2 separate regions of the Homo sapiens genome follow, and region 1 is linked to region 2. The links are chromatin loops, found by intact Hi-C in ENCODE. Cell type or tissue: MCF 10A. All regions are shown on one strand. Each heading gives the region's core, and the rest is flanking DNA. Links, peaks and the distances in the headings are about the cores only. Region 1 has its middle 430 kb from the start of LINC00972. Region 2 overlaps SEMA3D (semaphorin 3D).

What was found. Hi-C counts contacts between places; a loop is a spot of excess contacts. Peaks named below come from ENCODE experiments on the same cell type or tissue, not always from the same donor. Only the 100,000 strongest peaks of a DNase experiment are listed, where the experiment ranks them.
Region 1: it touches region 2 in a loop (9-fold over the local background); 39 of 110 quality-filtered maps call a loop at or near these places.

Annotation. Positions count from the first base shown.
Region 1 is chr7:85,846,012-85,858,816 of GRCh38, reverse strand. No RefSeq gene overlaps it. Among named protein-coding and RNA genes, the nearest start is that of LINC00972, 430 kb to the right of the region's middle. In MCF 10A, for the core only: a CTCF peak has its summit at 6,990 (motif pointing right); no DNase peak of the experiment used is centred there.
Region 2 is chr7:85,035,650-85,048,454 of GRCh38, reverse strand. It overlaps SEMA3D (semaphorin 3D), which reads left to right. Exons shown (of 19, transcript NM_001384900.1): 10 at 6,170-6,284; 11 at 7,713-7,782; 12 at 11,422-11,566. Among named protein-coding and RNA genes, the nearest start is that of SEMA3D, 150 kb to the left of the region's middle. In MCF 10A, for the core only: a CTCF peak has its summit at 6,643 (motif pointing left); a DNase peak (open chromatin) is centred at 6,644.

The DNA of each region.
Region 1 (12,805 bases), core at 2,806-10,805, 810 kb before region 2:
TCCATTTTGGTGCTTCAGTGAAAAAAATCTAAAAGGAAAAATTAGAAATTAAAGGTAAATAAAATAATCCATACATATTAATGTATTTGTAATTAAATAATAATGTTAATATCGTGCTCTTTTACTATGTAACAATCAAGAAGGCGTAATTTCTGCATACATGCTGCTATTTAGCTATAGGACTGCAAATTCAATGGGGAAAATTGTTGAAATAAGGAAATATAACTGATTCCTCTCAAATTATTTCTTCAATACTTTTAATATTGATTCATCACCTTGTACACCATCCTACCCAGTATTTTGAAGTTCTCACCATCTCTAATATATTTTAATTTTAAATTAATAATATTGTAGGAATAACAAGAAATTGGGTGGAAATAGTTACATAATAAATTGTTGATACTCTGAAATTATTTCAAATCTTGCTAAGGCTAACAGGTTCAGAAATTTTCACTAGTCACAGAAATAGTAGTAATGCTTTTTTTTTCTACTAAAATTGTTCAGCAAAATTTTACTACAATTTGGTAAACACATAAAATACTCTAGTTTTCAATCGAAGAGAAGATTCAGGATTGTTCCCAAAGTTTTATTTAGATTGCCCTTGATATTAGTAAATATAGATACATTATATTTATATTTTACCTTATAGCATTAAGCACATAAGTAAAGGATATTGCTGTGATTGATAGTAAACTTAGGTTTTTATAGGTGAATGTACTAGATATCACTCATACATATATACTGTTTTTCTCTTTTTCATGATTAGCTCAATTTCAAGTTCTGCTTGGAATTTACATAGTTATCACAGAGTTTTTAAAAGGCTGACTAATAAAAGACAGAGATTATTTTATTTTGTGTACACATGCACACACACACATATGGGAAGACTCAATATTAGAGAAACATCAGATCTCTTCATATCAATAATGTGAGTTGGGGAGGTTACTTCAAAATCCCAATTTCTTTCAAAGACATTGGCAAGTTATATCTCTCCCTTTGTATTAGTCTATTTTCAAGCTGCTGATAAAGACATACCTGAGACCAGGCAATTTACAAAAGAAAGAAGTTTAATCAATAACCCACAGTTCCACCTGGCTGAGGAGGCCTCACAATCATGGTGAAAGGTAAAAATCACGTCTCACATGGTGGCAGACAAGAGAAGAGAATGAAGAAGAAGAGAAAGCAGAAACCCCTTATAAAACCATCAGATCTGGTGAGACTTAACTCACTACCACAAGAACAGTATGGGGACATTGCCCCCATGATTCAATTATCTCCCACCAGATTCCTCCCACAACACATAAGAATGATGGGAGTACAATTCAAGATGAGGTTTGGGTGGGGACACAGCCAAACCATATAATTTCACCCCTGGACCTCCCAAATCACATGTCCTCACATTTCAAAACCAATCAAGCCTTCCCAACAGTCCCCTAAAAATTTTAACTCATTTCAGCATTAATTCAAAAGTCTACAGTACAAAGTCTCTGAGACAAGGCAAATACCTTCCGCTTATGAGCTTGTAAAATCAATAGCAAACTAGTTACTTCGTAAATACAAGTACAAATACAACAAAAGTACAATAAGGAAACAGAGAACTTGAACAAAATTATAAACAATGAACCTAATAGACATATGTAAGACATTCTACCCAGGAATATCAGAATACATGTTCTTTTCATGTGTGCATGAAACATTCTCTAGGATAGATCATATGTTAGCATACAAAGCAAGTCTTAAAAATGTAAAAAGATTGAAATCATAGCATGTATCTTTGTCCTACCACAATGGAATAAAACTAGAAATCTATAGCAGAAAAAAACTAGAAAATGTACAAATATGCACCAATTAAACAACACACTCTTAAACAACCAATAGATCAAAGAAGAAATCAGAAGGGAAATTAGAAAATAGCTTGATATATGCAAAAATGAAAACCCAACACACCAATCCTATGTGATGCAACAAAAGCAGTATTGAGGGACAATTATGGTTATAAATTCTACATTAAGAATAAAGAAAGATGTTAAGTGAACAACTTAACCTTACAACTCAAGGAACTAAAATCACAAGAACCAATGAAGGCCAAGTTTAACAGCAGGGAAGAAATAAAGATTACAGCCAAAATAAATGAAATAGATAAGTAAAAAATAGAAAAATCTGTAAAACTAAGAGTTTTTTGAAAATATATATTAAAATGGATAAGCCCTTAGCTACAGTAACTATGATAAAAATATTAAAAACTTAAGTAATAAAATCATAAATGAAAAGGGAGATGTTATGACTGATGCTACAGAAATAAAGAGCACCAAAAGAGACTACCATGAGCCATGATAGCCAAAAAATTGAATAACCTAAAAAATGAATAAATTCCCTAGACATATACAACCTAGCTAGACTGAATCATGGAAACAGAAATTGTGAACAGACCTATAATAAAGAGAAGGACTGAATCAATCTCCCAGTGATAACAGAAAAAGCTCAGGACTCAATGACTTCACTGGTTGATTCTATCACATATTAAAGAAGAACTAACACGAATCCCTCTGTACGCCTTTTTAAAAATTGAAGAATAGGAAACATACTTCCAAACTAATTTATGAGCCAGTATTACTCTTATATCTAAGCCAGCCAAACACACTACAAGAAAAAAAAAAAAAAAACTACAGGCCAAATTTCCTCAAGAAAATACTTACAAAACTGTACAAACCTTCAGCAAAATACTAGCAAATTGAATTTATCAGCACATTTAAAGCATCATATATTATGACCAAGTAGGATTTATCCATAGAATGCAAGACTGGTTCAACTTACAAAAATAAATTCATGTAATATCCCACATTAACAGAACAAACGAACAAAAAACAGTTTATCATCTCAATTGATGCAGAAAGGTCATATGATAAGGTTCAATATCTTTTCATAATAAAAGCTCTTAATAAATTAGGTATAGAAGGAATTTACCCCAACATAAAAAGGCCACATATGAAAAACCTGCAGGTAATATTATACTCAATGGTGAAAAACTGCAATTTTTTCCTCTAAGATTAGGAAGAAGGAAAGGATGCCCGCTTTTAATCAGCATAACACCAGAAGTAATGGCCAGAGCAATTAGAAAAGGGTAAAAAAAAAAAAAAAAAGTATCCAAATCAGTAGGGATGAAGTTAAATTATCTGTTTGCAGATGACATGATCTTATAGGTAGAAAACATTAAAGATGCCATAAAAATTGTTAGAAATAATAAATTCAATAAGGACCAGGAAATAATACCAGCATACAAAATTTAGTTGAATTTCTAAACTAGCAATAAACAATCCAAAGAAAATCAAGAGAAAAAATTCATTTACAATAGTATCAAAAAAGATAAAATACTTAGGAATAAATTTAACCAAAGAGGTAAGGGATTGGTACACTGGAAACTAAAATTTTCATGAGTGAAATCAAAGAAATTACAAATATATGGGAAGACATCAGATGTTCATGCAATAAAATAATTAATATTTTAAAATTATCCATATTACCCAAAATTATCTGTAGATGCAATAAAGTCCCTGTCAAAATCCCAAGAGAATTTTGTTGAAAAAATTGAAAAAAACTATTCTAAAATTCATTTGAAGCCCCAAAAGACCTCGAATAGCCAAAATAATCTTGAGCAAAAAGAACAAAGTTGAAGGCATTACACTACTTTACTTTATATCACAAAGACACAGTAACCAAAACAGCATATACTGGCAAAAAAACCAGACACATAAAACAATGAGACAGAATAGAGTCCAGAAATAATTCCATGCATTTATAGCCAATTGATTTTTAACAAGGTGTCAAGAGACACTTTTCAACAATGGGGAGATGGAAATATCCTTAATAATAAATGGTGGGAAAACTGAATATCTTCATGTAGAATAATAACACCCTAGACACCAATCAACTCAAAATGGTTTAGATTTAAATGTCAGACCTGAAACTGTAAAATAACTAGAAGAAAACCAGCAAAAAGCTCCATGATATTGGCCGAGGTCATATTTTTTGGGATATGACTCCAAAAGCATAGGAAACAAAAGCAAAAATTACAAGTAGGATTACATCAAATTGAAAATATTCTACACTGCAAAGTCAACAGTCAACAGAGTAAAGAGAGAAACCACAAAAAATAAAATATTTGCAAAACTTATACCTGATAAAAGGTTAATTTTAAAATACATAAGAAACTCAACTCAATATCAAGAAAACAAATAATTAAAAAGTGGGCAAATAATTGATTAGTTATTTCTGAAAAAATACATATAAATAGCCAACAGGAAAATGATAAAATGGTCAACCAAACTATTCACATGGAATATAGCAATGCATGAAAAAAACTAAGATGTTTTGTATTTTCCTAAAATTATGCTCTAGATAGGATGATATATAACAAAATCAACAAAAGAGTATCATAATAGGCATGCAAAATGATAAGCACTGTGAAGGAAGATAAAACAGGGAGTAATAAACATTGGGGGGTTGTTACAAGAGGATGTTGTAGACAGATAGATGCAGAAAATCCTCGTTTAAGATTATGTTTAAGTACCAAACTGGAAAGAAGTCAAGGACAGAGCCATAAGGGCTGGGGAGGAGCAGTTTAGATAAATGAAAATGCAATAACTAATGGAAGCATCCATGGTGTGTTTGAAGAAGGAAAAGGAGGGCAAAGTGCTTGGAAAAGAGAGTGAGGAAGATAATTAAATGATGTTAAAAAGGTAATGTTTTGGGAGGCTGAATGTGTAGGGCTATATAGATCACTGCAAAGATTTTGAATTAACCTCTGAATAATATGAAGAGTCACTGGCAGTTTTAAGAAGCAGCATAACATGATTACAGTTAGGATTTAAAAAGATTCTTCTGATAATTTGGAAAGATTGTTGAAATAAGACTGAGATAAAACTATGGAGGAGGAAGCTATGAAAAATAATTAAATAGAAATACCAGTTAAGACTCTATTGCAGGTGGCTTAGGCAAAGGAGGTAGCTGTGGACTTGGTGTAAAGTCACCAGCCTTGAGTGATACTTAAAAGTTACTGAGAGCTGTGGGATGTGATAGAAGAGTAAAAGACAATGCCAAGGTTTGTGCATTACACAACATGAGGATGTAAGTTACTGGCAACTGAAATGGAAATGTTAGGAAGGGGCACATTATGAAGAAAGAAGTTGGCCTTAGTTTTGAAAATGTTTACTGTGAAATGCCTGGTAAATGTTCAAGTAGAAATGTTGAATAATCTGTTTAATACATGAGTCTGGATTTGAGGAAATAGGCCCAGAACAGAGGAGTAAAGTCAGGCAAAATGAACTTATAGGTTGTATTTAAAGCACTTCAGCATTGTCCTTTTATATACATATTTAGGCATGGCAGAAGACTAGAGATCAAATTATAGAAATAGAGTATTACCCTCGACTCTAAGGTGGATTTTATTATTTTCTTTTATTTTACCTTTTCTGATTTTATTTCTTATTATTTTCAAAACTTCATTGTTATAAAATATAATAAGCTTAGAAATGTGTTTTTTCATAGGACTCTTTAGTCATGTGCCAAAATCTGAACCCAGTGGGCTTATAATAATGAGGAATAGTAGAACACTTGGCAAATTTCTGTGCCTGCTAATGGATCATAAGTATCAAGAAGTTTCAATAAAATGAAGACATGACCTTGTTCCTTAACACAAGATATTCACCTCAGTAGCAATTTTTAGAAACCTATTAACATTTGCCCATAAATAGGTCTTTGATTGCTACATTTTTATACTTGGTCGATATTAAATTTTTAAATACCGATTCTACTGTCAACAGGTTAACTAAAAATAAAAGGCCAAACTATTTTGAATTAACCAGAATATTACTGCCCCGAGGTTATAAGAGTTAGGAAACTGGATGCATAGAAATGCTCAACAATTACTAACTGATTAATTGCTGATATTGTTAGGATGTATATTCCTTCCAAATCTCACTTTGAAATGTGATCCTCAATGTTGGCGGGAAGCCTAGTGGGATGTGTTTTGGTCAATGGGATGGAGTAATTCTTCATGAATGACTTGATGCCTTTCCCATGGTAATGAGTTCTCCTTAGTGAGTTCACTCATAATTTTTTTTTTAATTTATTTAAAGAGTGTGGCACCTCCCCCTGCTCGGTAACCTAACTGCTTTCTTGTTCCCCTTTTCATGTGACATACCAGCTTCTGTTTCGCCTTCCATAGCGAGCAAAAATTCCCTGAGGACTCACCAGAAGCCAAGCAGGTGCCATAGTTCCTTTACAGCCTGCAGAACCATTAGCCAATTAAACATCTTTTCTTCATAAATTGCCCAACCTCATTACCTTTGGATTAATACTTACTGTATTAGCCCAAAATAGTCTAATACAATTGCTTTAAAAAGGTAATAATCTATTATAATATTCAAATGTCAAATTATGAGAAACTGCAGATGAATTAAAATATATTTAATCAAGATATGGAATGCAAACGGATCCGAATTAAAACTTGAAAGGAAATTGAATCGGCTTATAAATACTGATGATAATAGATACATAACACACAAAAGCATATGTACACTAATATCAGAAATTACTAACACAGTATTTGGAATTTTGAACAAGCAATTATGATTTTGAATTCATTAACATACATTTCAATATTAAATTAACATAGGAGTGAACAGTGAAGACTGGATCGAGTTTTAGTATAGGCAAATTTTCATTGCTATAATATTTAATATCCTATATATTTCAGTGCATTTAAAATAAGATTCCCAATTATTTTCCTCTTTTCTAGTTTAGAAATAAAATATCTCAGTAAATATTCCTGTTGAATATTAAACAGAATGCATTATTTTCCGTAATATGAGGCACTGTTTTGTATACTTTATCTTTCTCCTACAAAGCCAGTAATGCCAATTTTAAGTGTTGATACTCGTGTTTTGTATATCTCATTATCAAAATGATATACAATTTCAACTAACCTTTTATGAATTAGATCTAGTAACTGAAGTGGTGAAACTTCTATTTGACAACACTAGATGGTGGTAGAACACTTTTTAAATGGCTCAGCACAAGTAAATCGGCAAGGACTTCAAATATCAAGAAAATTAAAAGGAAACAAAATTTCCAGTGAGTAAATGTCTATTAATTTCAAAAACTATTAAAATTTTTGAAGTGATTCTTGCTTGATTATTAGCGTTTGGCAAGAATAGCTCCTTGGGTTTTAAATGTATTCCGATACTGATCATAATTCATGAGGCTCAATTAATTTGGCCTTAAACTCATTTTTACTTCTACTAGAGTCATTTAATAGAATGTTTTGTGAAGAGCTTCTTATAAATTAAAGATGGAGAAACCTTGAATATGATGAATTTAATAACCTCTTTATGTCATTATATTTACAAAGAAAGATTAATTATGCTAAACTATATATTCGCAAAGTAGAAAGTTATATCTTCATGTTATGAAATGAGAATAATATATATATATTTTTTTGAGACGGAGTCTTGCCGTGTCGCCCAGGCTCGAGTGCAGTGGCGTGATCTCGGCTCACTGCAACTTCCGCCTCCCGGGTTCAAGCGATTCTCCTGCCTCAGCCTCCTGAGTAGTTGGGATTACAGGCACCCGCCACCATGACCGGCTAATTTTTGTATTTTTAGTAGGGACGGGGTTTTACCATTTTGATGAGGCTGGTCTCCTGACCTCAGGTGATCTGCCCGCCTCAGCCTCCCAAAGCGCTGGGATAACAGGAGTGAGCCACTACGCCCGGCCGAGCATAATTTTTAATAAGGTGCATCATAATAAAATTAAAATGATCATTAAATTGTCCTCAAGTATTTGGCCACACAAAAATATATTTGGAAAATAATAGCTTTCTTATTTTTCAAGTTGATCAAACATTTTAATAAACTTTTTGAACTGTGGCTAGCTCAGTGAAAACCTCTTACAACTTTCTCATTATGCAAACTTATGGAGATTAAATGACCAGCTCAGTATCACTGGAATTAGAGGCCTAGTCAAATATTCTTTCAAATAAATCATTTCTGACACATTTCCAATTCATTTATCCTCACGTTATGAGTTATCTTTTGATTTCCAGCCATTTTATCTGTCCAGGGAAATAAACAGCATGGCCAATATCTGGTGTGAGCACTGCCATTAATATTAAAACATTACAAGTGTGCATCCAACACAAACTTTGCAATTCTCTCCAAGGTACTGTGATTGTTCTGTGCTCCACATCTGCATAAGGCTGACACATATTACTTACATTTGCAAAAAACTGCATGGCAGTACAAGGTATTTGAAATTGTTCATAGTGCCTCTTTACTTTAAATACAAGCATATATAGCTAAAGTGAATGGAACAACATTATGGCTAGAAAAAAAATAAGAATAAATAATTAAATTAATATAGCTAAAGCATCATTTGAAATGTACCCAACATATGCATTCCAGGTTCATCAGTTTTATTCATTGTAAAGCCAGTAAGGATTTCAAAGGGAACATGTTATATTTTATTATCACTGCTAATACTAGTTACATTGTAGTATCTATCTCATTGACTTTCCTATAATTACTGCTTCTATTTGTAGAGTCAAACATTTTTTCTAAGTCCATTACCTGGAAAATTGGAGCTAAAAAGTCTTCATTAGCAACACTTTCATTGCCAGAGGTAGGAAAATTCTTCATAGTATACCCCTACATGTCCTTACCACATACTTTTTATGATTCACAAAGTACATGCATATTGAAGAATATCTTTAGGAAACCTATTGAATTTTTTTTTCAGCCCAGTACAATATTTATTTTAACTCTGCAACTTGTTTTCATAAAACACATTTCTAGGATTAACCTTCTCACTTTCGTTTCAGCACTCAACCTGTTATGTTCTCTTCAATCTAAATCACCACATCCTTGTATCTCATGCATTAACTTATGAATATTAAACTCTTTGAATATTTACCTTCTGAGTACATCATGGTTTTTTTTGTACTCACTGGACTTTTAGTCATTATCCATGTTCTCAGCATCCAATTTTCTTTACATGTGGCTATCTTAGGATACAAATTTTAAATACATAAATGAAAATAAGATCTACATCATGACTGCAGCCCATATCTAATGATACTGATGTTATGAAACGTAAACACAACAGGTAAAGCCTAACACACACACACACACACACACACACACACATATATATATACACATACAGATATGTATATGTAAAATTTTTGCCTGAAATCCGGAAATATTCAGCCCTTAAAATTCAGCTGTCTAACAAAACACAAAACAACATTTTATCTAGCAATATGTTGTCTAATATGCTAATCTTGGTTCTGAGTTAATGTCCCGCAACACATAAAGCACACCTGTACTCACTTCATATCTTTTGAACAACAAATAAAGAGGCTTATGAGGAATTATAATCTAAAATCAATTCCCACAGCAAATTTATTATTCATTGATTATTTAAGTGAATAATATTTACTTTTACTTTCCAAAAATATTGTAGGCAAATTGTAATAAAATTCACATATTCAGTACAACTTTTAAAACCATAGAGATTCCTGAAAATTTCCATGAAAATAAAAGTTGGCAGGGTGTGGTGGCTTCCACCTGTAATCTCAGCACTTTGTGGGGCTAGGCAAGAGGATCACTTCAGCCCAGGAGTTCGAGACCAGCTTGGGCAAAGCTGATACTCCATGTCACATTTAAGCAGGACTGTGAGGGTTGCTGAAGTGGAAGAATTGCTTGAGCCAGGGAGGTTGAGGGTGCAGTGAGCCATGACCTCCATTGCACCATTGTGACAGAGTGAGACAGAGAGTATTAAAAAAAAAAAAAAGCTAATTACTTATGCAAATGTATACAAGTACTTGGTAATTTGATTCAGCACTTTAATAATTCCAGAGGAAAAAGAAAAATTTTGCTTTTTTCTAGGGGTGGAGTTCTAAAAGGAGTTTATAACACAGCTCTTCATTTGCTAGGTCTCTCATTTTAATGGATAATGCATTCCACAGTGTTTTACAGCAAATAAGAAAACTCCTCCTTGGACTGTAGCGAATTTTATTTTACTGTTCACAAAACCTTTCCAAAATTTTCCAGATCACTGAGGAGCAAATTCCTTCACCATCTCTGCAGAATTTAGTGTATTATTTTAAGACTTTCAACAATCACAGGATTTTTTAGTCTAAACTCAATGTTTCTTTGGCATTACTCAAAACCCTTTTATGCTTCTCACTCAAAACCCTTTTATGCTTCTCACTCAAAACCCTTTTATGCTTCTCACTTGTTTGTTCTCAGCTAGCTCTATGTGCCAGTACATACCCAAAGATCTTTTTTAGATGAATTTTTAAGTCTATTTTACCGCTTTTTTTTTTTTCACTATGGCTTTCTCTTAACTAAACCTAGACCTATTTTAGACGGGAATAACATAATAAATATAGTAATGCTATAGGAAAATATTTTTATTTTAAAACAAAAGAGGTACAAATGTAATTCAAATATAGTAATTAGAATTCCAACAAGATAGATTATCTGGGAAAATATTTCTGACCGAAACACCTGACTGAAACACCTGAACAGAAGAAAGTATGATGAAAGTATGATGATTCTGAAACGATGATTTTCAGAAACGACACAGATGAAAGAATTAGTAGACAATACCATTAAAACTGTTAAATATGTTCAAGAGGTTTGAGAGATTGAGGCATGGAAGACGTAAAAAGATTAAATCAAACTTCCAGAGATGAAAACAGCAATGTGTAAAAGGAAAAATATATTGGATGAGATTAATGGCACGTAACACTGCAAAATAAAAGATTAGTAAATGAGAATACATAACAATAGAAATGATCCAAAATCAAATATAAGAAGAAAAAAATTGAAAAGATATTAATGCATGAGTGATTTGTGGTCATAACTTTAAGTAACTGAAAAATATAAAATTGGGTTTCCCCAAGGACACCAGGAAAATATTTGAAAAATAATTAATTGACATTTTCCAGATTTGACTAAAAATGTTTACCCAGAGATCCAAAATCAATTAACCCCAAGAATGTGCATTCATATTTGCGGTCACACACACATACTCTCTCTCTCCCTGTCTCTCTCTCTCTCTCTCTCTGTCTCACACACACACCCACACACTCACTCACACACACACACACAGATAAAATAAATGATACTAAGGCAAACAAAATACTTTAAATGTGATATAGAAAAAAAAGTCTTAAAAGCGGCCAGAGACTAAAAGCACTTTTGTTCAGAGAAACAAACCTAATGATGAAAGTCAGCTTTTTTATCAGAAATTATGCAATCACAAGGCATTACAGTAACATCTTTTAAGTGTTAAAATAATAATGCTATCTTAGGATTCTACTTAAAAAATAAAATAACTGACCAAATGAAGGTGAAGTTAAGACTATTTCAAATGTAGAAAACACACACACACACACAAAGGTCACCAGAATACCATAATAAAAATATGTTAAAGGCTTTCCTTTAGGCAAAAGGAAAATATTCCCAGATGGAAATCTGGATTTACACAAAAGAATGAAGAGCACCAGGAATGGTTACTATGTCTGTAAACATAGTAGATTGTTTTCATTTATTAATCTTAATAGTTAGGTGATTATTTAAAGCAAAAGTAGTAAGATGACCTGTGATATTTTAACTTATGTATATAGAAGTGTGACATGTGACAACAATAGCATAAATATCAGGAGGGGAGAAGTCAAAGTGTACTGTGATAAGTTTATTTCACTCTATGTGAAGTAGTATATCATTTGCAGAAAGACTGTGGAAGTTAAAGATATATGCTAAGTTAAAGATATATGCTATAAACCCTAATGCAGACTCCAGAAAAACAAAGAGGTAAATCTGTTACAGTCAATAAAGAAGATGAAATGGAATTTTAGACAAAATACCCAATTCATGGCACAAGTATTTTAGAAAGTACCAAGGAAGAAATAGAAAGCAAATAAAAGGCGGCAGTTTAAGTTCAACTATACCAATAACTACATTCAATGTAAATAATTTAAAAACCCCAATTAAAAAAACAAATGTATATCAACTTAAGACAACTTTTAAAAAGCAGAAATTGTCAGATGTGACAATAAAGCAAGAATCAGTTATATGTTACTTATAAGATACTTTCATTGAATATGAAACCCAAGGCAGGAAAATAAGAAATAATAAAGATCAGAGCAGATATTAATAAAATAACAAACAGTAATAGTACACTTAATTAATTAATCAAAGCTGCTTCTTTGAGATCACTAAAAAGATAATCTCTAACAATACTGAATATGTAAAAAAGAGAGAAGACACAAATTACCAATATAAGGAATGAGTGAGTTGACAATACTACTGGTTCTACATATTTTAATGATATTAGGTTGGTGTTCACAAGGTTTCCCCCTTTGAAAAGTTACTGTTTTCCTTTTCTATTTTCTATGTGTTTGAAAAAAGTCACTAAATTATGGAAATTTTAAAAAATTGAAAAACTGTTGGCATGTATATTTTATATATCACTGGATTTTTTATCTTTGTGTACCATAGATTTCAGGCATAAATTACATACTGCTACTTAGGAAATGGTCAGCAGGTACTGATATGTTTTAAAGTGGCTAGGAGTTAAAAAATACTGTTATTGAATGTTTGCATATATACTGCATTATCTTTACATTTTTCCTTTTACCACTACTTATGCATCTAGATATCATAAATAGCTTGCTTTTAAGTTTAATGAATATATCCCAGTAGAATATACAGCTTATAACATTTAATGTACCATTAAA
Region 2 (12,805 bases), core at 2,442-10,441:
TCACTTTTTGTTTCTACCATGTCATGGTCATAGTTTCAAACTTCTGAATAGACCACCCTGAGTTTGGATTGTCCTTATCATTATTATTTATTTATACAGCCCCATGCAGATCATTTGTACTAAGTTTTCAAAGAAAGATTCTAAAATCTGTTTCTAGAAATAACCCACTGAAGATTGAGACAACACAGATAGATGTAGATTGGACAGTTGCTGTGGGATCTATTATAAATGACAAATCAAGCAAAGAATATGAATGATGGATTGAAATATAACAGGCATTAAATCAAAAAGACAAAAGTATTAAATTTCCCTAATCTTATTTGTTGAATTTGTAAAAATGGCCAACAGAAAGCCTGTGTGTTTGCCTCAGTGTTAGTTTGGGTAATGGAATAGGTTTTTCTTAATTTATAATACTGTAGTATTTATATCACACTTCAAAAGAAGGTGAGTAGTATTAATTCAAACTAAAATCTATAAGCATAAGTGTTATTAATGGGTAGAACAGGGAGTGGGGCACACAAAGAATGCATATATCATGGTTTCAAAGTGTCTGAGAATTTCATTCTCTTGCTTGCACAAAGATACAGAAGAGCAGTATTAGGCAAAATAACTAAATTTTAAGCAGAGAATAATTTATAACCTCTAACTCCAGCATCAACTATTTTTTAAAGTTCTTAAACTTTGTCATTATCCAGTTTCTATTGATTTGAAACTGGTGTCCTTCAACTTAAACTCATGAATAGGGTTACAAATCTCTGCACACAAATTAGTAGCTTAACAAAATACTTGTTTTCAAATGTCTTGGAGAGTAAACTGATTTTACAAAATCTTCAGGATTTAAGAGCATAGGAGCCGAAAGTCAATTATTACATTTTCCAAAAGCCACTGTTATCTAATATATAGGTTAAAATGACAATGTTTATAAAGTACTGAGGGATCCTTGAAGAGGATGGTATATACAGATAAAATCACGTTTAACAGAGGAACCCAGCATAGTGACCCAAAGTTCAAAAGGCACACTCAATAAAAGTTCATGTGTGACAGCTGCTAGCTACTTTACATGTCTATATAAGATTTATAAGGGTTTAAGTTTTGCTGGGACAGTAGAAGGAAAATATAATGCCATATTACCCTGCTTTAGGTCTGATCTACCTATCAGTAGATGCTATGATTAGAAGATCTTAGTAATTCGTAACATGCAACCATCATACAATCAAATGACTCAGATGTACTATATTTTAAAGCTGCTGAAGGATTGCAAATTGTGGTTTGTTTTGTCTTTAATTTTTTTTTCTTTTTTTAATTAATCATTTTAAATTAAGAAATACTGCAAACATATAACAAGTACAGGAAAACAGGCACCCTCTGTACTTACCACCCAAATTGAACACATGTGATCAGGCTTGTTTACATATACTTTCTTTGTTACTTTCATCTGCATCTTTGTGTAGAGGGTGTCAAGGCTTTTGGAACACTTAACTACAAAAAGTGAATGATAAATAGTGTAGAGACCCACAGAAGTGCCTGGTGACTAAAAACTGCTGATTTTGACATCTTAATGATAAATCTATTGTGTTCGTGAGATGGTTATATTCTTTAGAACTTCACAAAAATAAGCAAGGAGGTGACAATTTAGTACAAAAGTGGTTACCTCCCTTTCAGCCCTCTTCTGGGCTTAAAGTTCTTAGAGGAGATTGTGTGGATATGCAAACAAATCCAGGGACTGAGAAACTGGTCAACAAAGTCAGCCCAACTGACATTTCCCTACAGGAGAAATACAACTCCTTGTGAATTGAACTTTGCCATCTCAGGTCATGCTTCTGGATGTCTGTAAGAGTTACTATCCAGTCATTAAATGCTTATAATCCATTCCTGAGTGCTATTATCCCAGGAACTGTATTTGCTTCCCTTCTGACAGCAGGTGGCTTTCATCTTTGGCTTGGATTTTTTTGTTTTGTTTTGTCTTGGTTTTTTATCTTTTTATTCCTGAGGGGCTAGAGAAGGCTGTTGGATGGGTAGGTAAGATTATTTTGTTCAAAAAATTTCTATTTTTTGGTCAGGTTAAAAGAAATGCAGTACAGTATAAATCCCTTTTCTGTCCTACAAATCTAGATGGGATTATTCTGCTAGTTAGAATGTTCTCATGGTTACCTTAAATATCAGTGATAATTGTAAATAGAAAGGGAGGAAATGTTTGAAAATGAACATTTATTATCACTTTTACATAGTAAAATGTTTAAAAGAGGATACGATTGCTCATTTTTATGAATACTGTATATGCCTATTAAAGGAATGTCGTTAAGCAGATATTCTGATTATATATGTATTCACATAACAAAATAATTTCAGCATATATTCTGTGATGGGTAAGACAAACTTTAGTCTCTGGCATTATATTCATGATCACTGATATGTTTGTTTATATTTATTGAATCAACATTATTTTTAGTATTCACTGCTGATCCTCTCAAAATATACAAATTTAGGCAAAGAAAATTTAATAAATACTATCAATATATAAGAATTCATTAAAATAAAAATGTTTTTACTAGTGCTCTTCTTATCACAACTAGAAAGCTGATAAAAAAATGTAAAGATTAGATACGTTACTTTAAACAGATCTAAATCAAGAGCCATGAGAAAGATGGGGAAATATCTTACATTTTTAAATTCATTTAAAATTATCTTAGTTTCTGATAATTCCAGATATACATCTTCTCACTGGAATCCTACTATACATGAACACAGAACTCATTGTTACATTAGGAGAAAGCGTCAATATTTTTGCTTATTCTTATTAACGTACAGATATATATTCATAAATGTTCTGAGGATATTGGCATTAAAAACAGGTCATATCTAGATAAATCTGTCTGCATCTGCAGACATCTGAAATCATCCAATAACTGGCTGAAATATACTTTATTTCTTAACAATGATACTCATAATAAAGGCATCGTATATAAAATATAAATGTAAGAGCAATTACCGACAGGCTTTTTATGACAGAGCCACTATATAGAATATATTATACATTTTCTTAAAAGGAAACTGATTATTTAACTTCTTTGCCAATTACTAAATTTTTTAGTAGTTCTTCATGTGCACTTAATAACATACAGACACTTTGGCCTGGCATTAAAGCTTTCCTTGATCTTACCCCAATTTACTTTCATAACTTTTTCCTTCACTATTTTAATTGATCTCAGTCTTCAACTAAACACAGTTTATCCTGATTCTCCTAGATGTCCTGGATTGTTCCACCCATTGTCCTTTTCCCTAGTTTCCAGCACAGACAGTATTACCTGAACCAATCTCTACATATGTAGTTTGGTCCCATCTATTATTGTAAAAAGTTAACATTAAACCCAACTCTTCAGTGAAGTTTTTGCCTTTTTCCCACTATAATGAAATCCTTGGCCCTTAGTCTATACCATTCTGAAAATTTTTTTCAATTTTATGTTTTATTCTTAGTTATTTATTAACTATTAATCATGTCTTCATTCAACAGCAATAGGGATTTAGTGACATATTGGGAGTTGAGTAGAGGGAATTTTAGGGAGTGCATTGTCTACAAGAATTAAAAATTATTCAAAAACCAACTAAAAATTATTGTGCTTTTTATTATTGCCACATGCCAGTAATTGTAAACAGTGTCAGTGACAATATGCTAATCATAAAAGAGTCTTGTTGGTCTAGATTTTAAACTGTGGTTTACTACTGTGTATCTATTATGTATATGTATATATGGATATTTGTGTGGATAGTAAGCCTCCAGCACACATGAACTCAGCTACACACATGTTCCAAGAGTAAGTTCATAATGATTTGGAATCATTTAAAATTTAAAACAGTGAGACATAGTGCAAACTAGGAGGTGTGATAGTTTGTTCCTTAAGTGCCAATTTTTAGTTCTTACATGAAATATTCTATTGAATGTTGTTGCTTTTAGATTTCAAAGTTATTATTTTAAAATTGTGTGTTATAAACCTAAAGAACAAATAAAGAAAATAATAATTATTCCTGAGTTTTACAGAACTGTTACTGAAAATGTATCTTTTGTTTAGTGAGAAAGGAATGTAAAAAATAATTCACTCTGGGTATCACATACCATAGATGCCCTTGGTGTTAGGTGCTAAGGCTATAAAGATACCTCTGGTCTCTGGTTTCCTTTCTTTCTCCCCTTCCCCCTTTCTTCAAGCATAGTATTTATAAGATTTCAAATTCTCTTGTTTGTTGTAGTCATTTAAATGCCTTTCTCTAGTTTAATTTCAGAGATAAAAGAAGAAAGTTTCTAGATATTCAGACTTGAAACTTAACAGTTAACTTCTCATTAACTTTACAGAACATAGATTGAAGGATAAATGATTTTATATAATTTATACTTAAATATAAATAAATTATTGGAAAAGATGGCTTCAATAGTAATTTAAATAAATTAGTCTTATTATAAGCACAGCAGAGCTAGTTGGGTTAAATGAATGAAAAATCATGCTTATTCAGTGTTCACAGGTGTATTAGTCTGTTTTCACGCTTCTGATAAAGACATACTAGAAACTGGGGAATTTATTAAAAAAAATAGGTTTAATTGGACTCACAGTTTCACATGCCTGTGGAGGCCTCACATTCATAGCGGAAGGCAAGGAGGAGCAAGTCACATCTTACCTGGATGGCAGCAGGCAAGGAGAGCTTATGCAGGGCAACTCCTGTTTTTAAAACCATCAGATCTCGTGAGACCCATTCACTATCACGAGAACAGCATGGGAAAGACCCGCCTCCATAATTCAATCATCTCCCACAGAGTCCCTCCCACAACATGTGGGAATTATGGGAGCTACAAGATGAGATTTGGGTCGGGACACAGAGCCAAACCATATCAACAGGTATATATTAATTTAAAAATGAGGACATAAATTTTTATGCTGAATTATTGAATAGTGTAATTCTGTTTATCGTGTAATTGATTTAAGTGTTTATGTTTTACTAAATGCTTAAAGAACATTTTTAATGAACCATTTCAGAGTAAAAATAAAGTATGGAAAATATAGATAAATATTCTTTAAAAGATTTGTTTTTGTTTTTGTTTTGTTTGCTTTTGAGACAGGGTTTTGCTCTGCCACCCAGGCTGGAATCAGTGGCACAAACATGGCTCACTGCAGCCTCAACCCCCTGGGCTTAAGTGATCTTCCTCCTTCAGCCTCCTGAATAGCGGGGATTACAGGGACACCCCACCACACATGACTGAATTTTTAAAATTTTTGTAGAGATGAGATCCCACTATGTTGACCATACTGGTCTCGAACTACTGGGTTCAGCTGATCCTCCTGCCTCAGCCTCCCAAAGTGCTGTGATTATAGGCAAAAGGATGGTTTTTATATGTGTATTATTACGCATATGTTTATGTTGCATGGATGTTTAATTAGTAAGACATTAAATTTGGAAAAGACTTTTAAGCCTATAAAGAGACATATTGCTAAAGGTTGCAAATATTGTTTTTAATCCTATAAATAATATACAAGCCAGTACCAGCATTCATTGAACTCAAGTTGCCTGAGACTATGCTAAGCATTTTATAGACTTTTTTTCCCCATTTACTCATCAAACCAACCATATTTCAGCTGGGTTCAGTGGTATGCACCTGTAGTATCAGCTACTTAGGAGGCTAATGTGGAAGGATTACTTGAGCCCAGGAGTTTGAGGCAATGATCTTGCCTGTGAATAATTACTGCGCTCCAGCTTGGACAACATAGAAAGACTTCATCTCTGAAAAACAACAACAAAAATTAACTAACCGTATTTCAAGAGATTTATCATTTTTATCAGTGAGAAAACAGAGACTTAAAAAAAATAGTCTCTTGCAGGTCATGAAGCAAAAAATTGGCAGGTGGGATTTGATTTCAAGCTGCCTTTACCATTGCCTTGTATGCATCTACTCATCCAATAGAGCTGAACTGCTTGTATTTAATTCATTTAACTATGAGAAAAACATTTAATATTGAGGGCTAATACTGTCTTTTTCCTTATTTTAAAGTTCAAGGACTCAATATCTGGGTTCAGTGTCTTTGTAAACAATGACATCAATAAGACACTACCTGTAATAGCCACCAGTTTTAGTGAGTGGTAGAATTGTGTTGATAAATATTTATCTTTATTTTTTTTTTCATGTCAGAATGATGTAGGAGGACAACGCAGCCTGATAAACAAGTGGACGACTTTTCTTAAGGCCAGACTGATTTGCTCAATTCCTGGAAGTGATGGGGCAGATACTTACTTTGATGAGCTTCGTAAGTTCCTTCTTTCCTTCTTTCTTGGAAAGGCCTTACTGCCTAATTAAGTAACTTGGCATTTATTTCCCTTTGGCTCCAAATGCCTGATTAATTTTACCTGAGCAAACCTTACAGGAGTGGTTCTTACTAAAATTCACACGCAAAGTACACGGAAGTGCTCTAGGTCTGGGCACACGTCATAATGCAGTAACTCTTCTCTTTGTAAGAGTCCTCAAAGTAAGTGAAGGAAACAAAACTACAGCAAGACACAGAAAGGTGTGAGCTCTGGAACTACACAGTTCATCCATTCTCCATGCAGTCTTTCATTTTGAAAGGAGCCACCTTCTATAGGTAGGAAAATCTTGGATTCCTTATTCCACGGGTGCCCTCTGCTGGCAAGTACAGGAGATTTGGTGAACACTGTCCCTCCGACTTGTTAATGAAAGAATAATCAGAAGCAGTAGACAGCTTCTTCTATTTCACTTCTCCTCTTCACTCCCTCAAAAACTCCTTCCAAGTCCTACAATGATTTTTTTCTTTTTTGTTTATGTATAATGTTAGCATCATTAGCTTTTAGCTTCTTGAACTTGTTCTTATTTTTGCCATGTAATGTAAAAATGATAATCTATATCATGGAATTATTTCATCAGTATTGTGTATTTTCCAACTTAAAGTATACATTGAGTAATCGTGGATGACCTCTCCTATTGTATGTAAGCACATTCACATCTTAATCTTTTAAAGAATATTATTTGCACATAACTTACTGTCAATACGGCACTAATTTGGGGGTAGCTATTTTCTTATTGTTACCAAATAGGTAAATGAGGTCAGGTGTGGTGGCTCACACCTGAAATCCCAGCACTTTGGGAGGCCGAGGTGTTTGGACCACTTGAGGTCAGGAGTTTAAGACCAGCCTGGCCAACATGGCGAAACCCTATCTCTACTAAAAATAAAAAAAAAAATTAGCCGGGCTGGTGGTGGGCACCTGTAATCCTAGATACTAGGGAGGCTGAGGCAGGAGAATTGCTTGAACCCAGGAGGGAGAGGTTGCAGTGGGCAGAGATTGTGCCACTGCATTCCAGCCTGGGTGACACAGCAAGACTCCATCAAAAAAAAAAAAAAAGGCAAATTAATTACTAAGTTGACACAATTATAGGACAGAATTTTTTTACACTAGAGGGTAAAAATTACTTATTTTTTGGTTTATATTTTCTATGAAATCAGATTTCCAATTGGAAACTACCTTGGAGATTATCAATTGTACCATACCATACATAGTCATTGAGAAAAAACAATCTTATATTTGATTTCTCAAGGCATAATATAGTGCCTCTGTTAATCGTATAAACTGTTTAGATTTTCAGAGTTTCAGTTGTGTTATTAACAAAAAAGCAATGTAATACTGAAAAATAAGAGTAAATATTTATTTTTCCCCTTTAATAGAAGATATTTATTTACTCCCCACAAGAGATGAAAGAAATCCTGTAGTATATGGAGTCTTTACTACAACCAGGTATGTTCAACAAAATGCTTTTAATGCTTCAGAGAATTGTATATGTATGCAAGCCAATATAGTTATAGGATCTTTTTGTCCCTGCGTTTGTAGTAGCATATCGTAAACTTTTTTTTTCATTTTACCTTTTCACTTAGTGTTCCTTAAAAATCATTTAATATCAGTGTAAAAAATTCTTTTTTTTCTTTTTAAGCCAGTATAGCATTAGCTATAATGATTACCACAAGTTATTTAACCACTCCTCTGAACATGGACATTTCTGTTATTTCCAAATGCCTACTGTTGCATATAATGCTTCAGTGACTAAACTTGTGCATATACCTTCCCCATAGGAACAAACGTATCTGTGAGATAAAGTCCCAAAATAAATTTTCTGTGTATAAAAGGCATATGCAGGCTGGGCTCACCAGCTCACTCCTATAATCCCAGCACTTTGGGAGTCCAAGGGGAGGATGGCTTGAGCCCAGGAGTTCAAGACCAGCCTGGACAACATAGTGAGACCCAGTCTCTACAAAAAGTAAATAAAAAAATAGCTGGGCATGGAGGCACATGCCTGTAGTCCCAGCTACTCAGAAGGCTGAGGTCAGAGGATTGTTTAAGCCTGGAAGGTAGAGGCTGCAGTGAGCCATGATGGTACCACTGCACTCCAGCCTGGGTGACACAGCGAGACCCTGTCACCAAAAAAAAAAAAAAAAAAAAAAAAGTGTTTGCGTATATATTAATCATAGTAAGTATTTACATGATATGTGTTGTCATAGTGATAGTACTAAGGAAATACGTGGATAAATGGTTAAGTTCATTGGTAAGGCTATAATCATGAGATGGGACACTCTTAACCTTTAAAACATCATCACATGCTGTCCTATTATCATTTCCCAGTTACCCTACAAAGACAGGTGTGGCTGTTATGACTATTTCACTGCTTTACTAATTTAGGCAAAGAATGTTTTCATCACTTGCTCAAAGAGGAGCGGACTATTAGTAGTAAAAATAAAACTGAAAGTGAAGACAATTTCATGTTTTCTACTCCTGTATTTCTGTCTTCTTTTTGCATAATGCTTTCCTGTACTTATCATTGAGACCTTCCGACTTCCTTAAAAGTTGTACTAGCATCGGTGGGCACGATGGCTCATGCCTGTAAATCCCAGTACTTTGGGAGACCAAGGCGGGTGGATCATCTGAGGTCAGGAATTTGAGACCAGCCTCCCCAGCATGGTGAAACTCCATCTCTACTAAAAATACAAAAAATTAGCCAGGTGTGGTTGCGGGCGCCTGTAATCCTAGCTACTCAGGAGGCCGAGGCAGGAGAATCACTTGAACTTGAAAGGCGGAGGTTGCAGGTTGTGCCATTGCACTCCAGCCCCGGCAACAAGAGCAAAACTCTGTCTCAAACAAAACAAAACAAGTTGTACTAGCATCTGTGAAACTTTCTCAAAGAATATGGGGGCCCCACAGACTTAATTTTATTTAATATTCAGTAACTTAAATTTGACTATGTTCAAAGCACACCCTTTCTCCTGTTCCCTGTTACAGCCTATATTGTTGGAAATAGTTTTCACATTTTCCACAGCTCTGCTCTCAAACTTTATCAATGTATATTGACATCAGTATAGGAGGAATTGAAGATACTGATATTGGTACTGAAGAAAAGGTCTTACTGCCTCCTAGTGAATAAATTTTTAATCTATTTTATATGAACAATATAGTTTAACTTTTTTCTGTGGCACAATCCTCATTTTGTTCACAATACCTTATTCATAAACTGAAATGCACTATTGGTTCAGAATAGATCAGAAAACAAAATACTGTTTGGTTAATTATAAGATACAGAATATGAATGTTCAAATATGAGAATAAAGAAGATATCCTAGGAAGCTGCTATTTTGGACTCCATTTTCCTGTTAATTTATATCCTAATATAAAAAGGTACAAGAAGTGCCTCTGGTCAAGTATCTCAATCCTAGTTCTCTTGGCACCTTTCCAATTGCAGAACTTTCTTTGAAGTCACTGTGCTCCACACACAAGGCACGGATATGTGCCAGGAAAATATAGCCCCAAGATAGTTCGTTTTTTTCTCCTATTAAGTTTCTGCCCACCCAGAGTGTGAAGTTACAAGTTAGCTCTTTGTTCTTCCTATACTTTATTGTTTTGTTTTTAATGCCATCCTAAAGACCAAGGTGACATTGGAATGTATGTCATATCCTTTGTCCAACAAGAAGACATAATAAACCTGCAATAATGGCAATGCCATTAAGCATGAGGCATCATACCTTTAAAATATCCTAGGCAGATTCTGTGATTTCTGTGGCAACGCCACCTCCATTCTCAGGAGCTAGTTTTCTTCCACCTACCTATTTACCATTACCTCTCAAAGGTTCCCATTAATATCATTCCAAGAATATTAATAATTGAGTTACTATGCTAGAGAATCATTAGCTTATTTGTTAATGCTAAGTTATTATTATTATTATTTTTATTATACTTTAAGTTTTAGGGTACATGTGCACAACGTGCAGGTTAGTTACATACGTATACATGTGCCATGTTGGTGTGCTGCACCCAGTAACTCGTCATTTAACATTAGACGTATCTCCAGATGCTGTCCCTCCCCCCTCCCCCCCACCCCACAACAGGCCCCGGTGTGTGATGTTCCCCTTCCTGTGTCTATGTGTTCTCATTGTTCAATTCCCACCTATTCGCAAGGACAAAAAACCAAATACCGCATGTTCTCACTCATAGGTGGGAAATGCTAAGATTTTTAATATATTTTTTAGATCATAAAGGTTGATCTCATTTTTGAAAATGGGAATGATTAAAAGTTTTCAACTCAAAGAAAATATCTTTTAATTTCTAGAAATAAAGCAAAAAAAGACATCTGAATAGTGTTAATTTTTAGTAGTTTGCAAAAATTTGAAAAAATTCCTTTGGAGTTTTTTGCCTCTTAATACTTTCTCTAATCCTGTGTAATTATAATTAAGTATCAGATGAGCTACTGTAATACATAAACTCATAAATTCAAGGAGGACCAAAAAGAAAAAGATTGTTTCAACATTTTAAAATCAGTTTAATAAAAATCATATAAATATATCATTTAGCAACTAATGTTTATGGATATTCATTCATTGTAAGAAAACAAACGAGAGGATTATTATTCAAATATTTAAATAATTCTTTTTAATAAGTAAATAATGTCACTTTTTATTTTGTAAGCCTTTGGAAGGCATTATGCCATAATAACTTTAAATAAAATGGAAGAACATGTAAATAAATATAACACTCTTTCATGCATATTCCTCTTTATCCTCCAGGGTTTGTTTTATATAATTTCTGTTTATCTATCAGGTGCCAATTTAGATGACACCTCCTCCCTGAAAACTTACCTGGCAGCCCTATACTGGGTACCCATGCATGTTCTACTTTGCTTACTATATTTACTGGCGATGAAGTTATTATTACACTTTATTTAGAATTGCTTGGCTGTAAGCCACTTGAGGACGTAGGCACATTGTGTCTACAGTACCCATCAAATTTAATGTGCTAAGTAAATTTTGTCCACAGCACCTGCTGATAGTATGTGCTCAGTCAATGTTTATTGAATTCATCAGTGAATGATTGAATGATGATGCTTTTTTTTTCCAGCTCCATCTTCAAAGGCTCTGCTGTTTGTGTGTATAGCATGGCTGACATCAGAGCAGTTTTTAATGGTCCATATGCTCATAAGGAAAGTGCAGACCATCGTTGGGTGCAGTATGATGGGAGAATTCCTTATCCACGGCCTGGTACAGTATGTATCCAACTTAATAATCAAATTATTTTCTTAAGCTCATATTTAATTCTTAATTTAATTGTAATAAATTCTGCTATTCACCAGAGCCACATGTGCTGTAATAACATTTATTTGCAGTGAAGTATTAGCATTTTCATCCTTCATTGAAATTTAACATTTCAGTAAGAATTTTAGTTACTTTGAGAAACAATGGACTATGTCATAAGTATCTAACCACGGGGACAATGTGGAGCTTATCCCCAACATGTTTATGTTTATAGAATCATTGGAAAGATTTAGTTATCTAGAATGACAGCTATTCTAAATTAGATGGAAATGTCAAAGAAGTATTATTTCTCACATACAGCTCTGCAGATAGCTCGAGTCTTCTAATCCCCACTTCTACTTTGAAAAGAACACATCATAATGGTTCACTTAATTTATCTCTTTTTTGGTATGCATTTATCTTTTCTTCACTTAATTGTACCTTAGAATAACATGCACTTTTTAAATGGGAAAGGAATTTTAGAAAACCCTCAGTCAAAAATTTTTTTCAAATAGTATGAATCATGTTTAAAGCACAAATGATGTAAGTAAGAATGTATTTTAGAGTTTATACAATTGTTTAAAACAAAAAACAACTGCAGTTCAAAATGCTGTTACATGCATTTTAAGTGAAGGGATTTTTAAAACATTTGTTGATATTATTATGACAGTTTAAGTTATTTTAACATCAGGATTATTTATTGACCTAATATTAAAGAGGAAAAAAATTTTTTTTTCATTTTGGATTTATTCTGAATATTACTACCAAGAGGTTTAAAATAATTACCAAAATATCTGAGGAAAATATTGACTTAACTCTTCAAGTTTTACTGAATATTATCTTTTCATATGTTCATTCTTAAAGGAGAACCAGCTGGTAGCTATGCTTTCCGAATTCTGTTTCCATCTTCCTGCTATATAACTTAATTAAATTTGGGAAGTATGCTATACAACCATCTCTATTTTCCCCTTAATAATTCCCCAATATAAATTTGTTTCAAGGATGGTTTCTAACTTGATTATAAAGTAATAACGATGTTTGTGGAAACATGTTTTTTTTCAAACAATATGATTTTCAGGACTCATTTTTTTAATTTTCTCTCTTTTTAATAATGTGATAAGAACATTTAACATGAGACCTATCCCCTTAAATTTTTTAATTTACCATCCATTATTGTTGAGTATAGGTACAATGTTGTACAGCAGATCTCT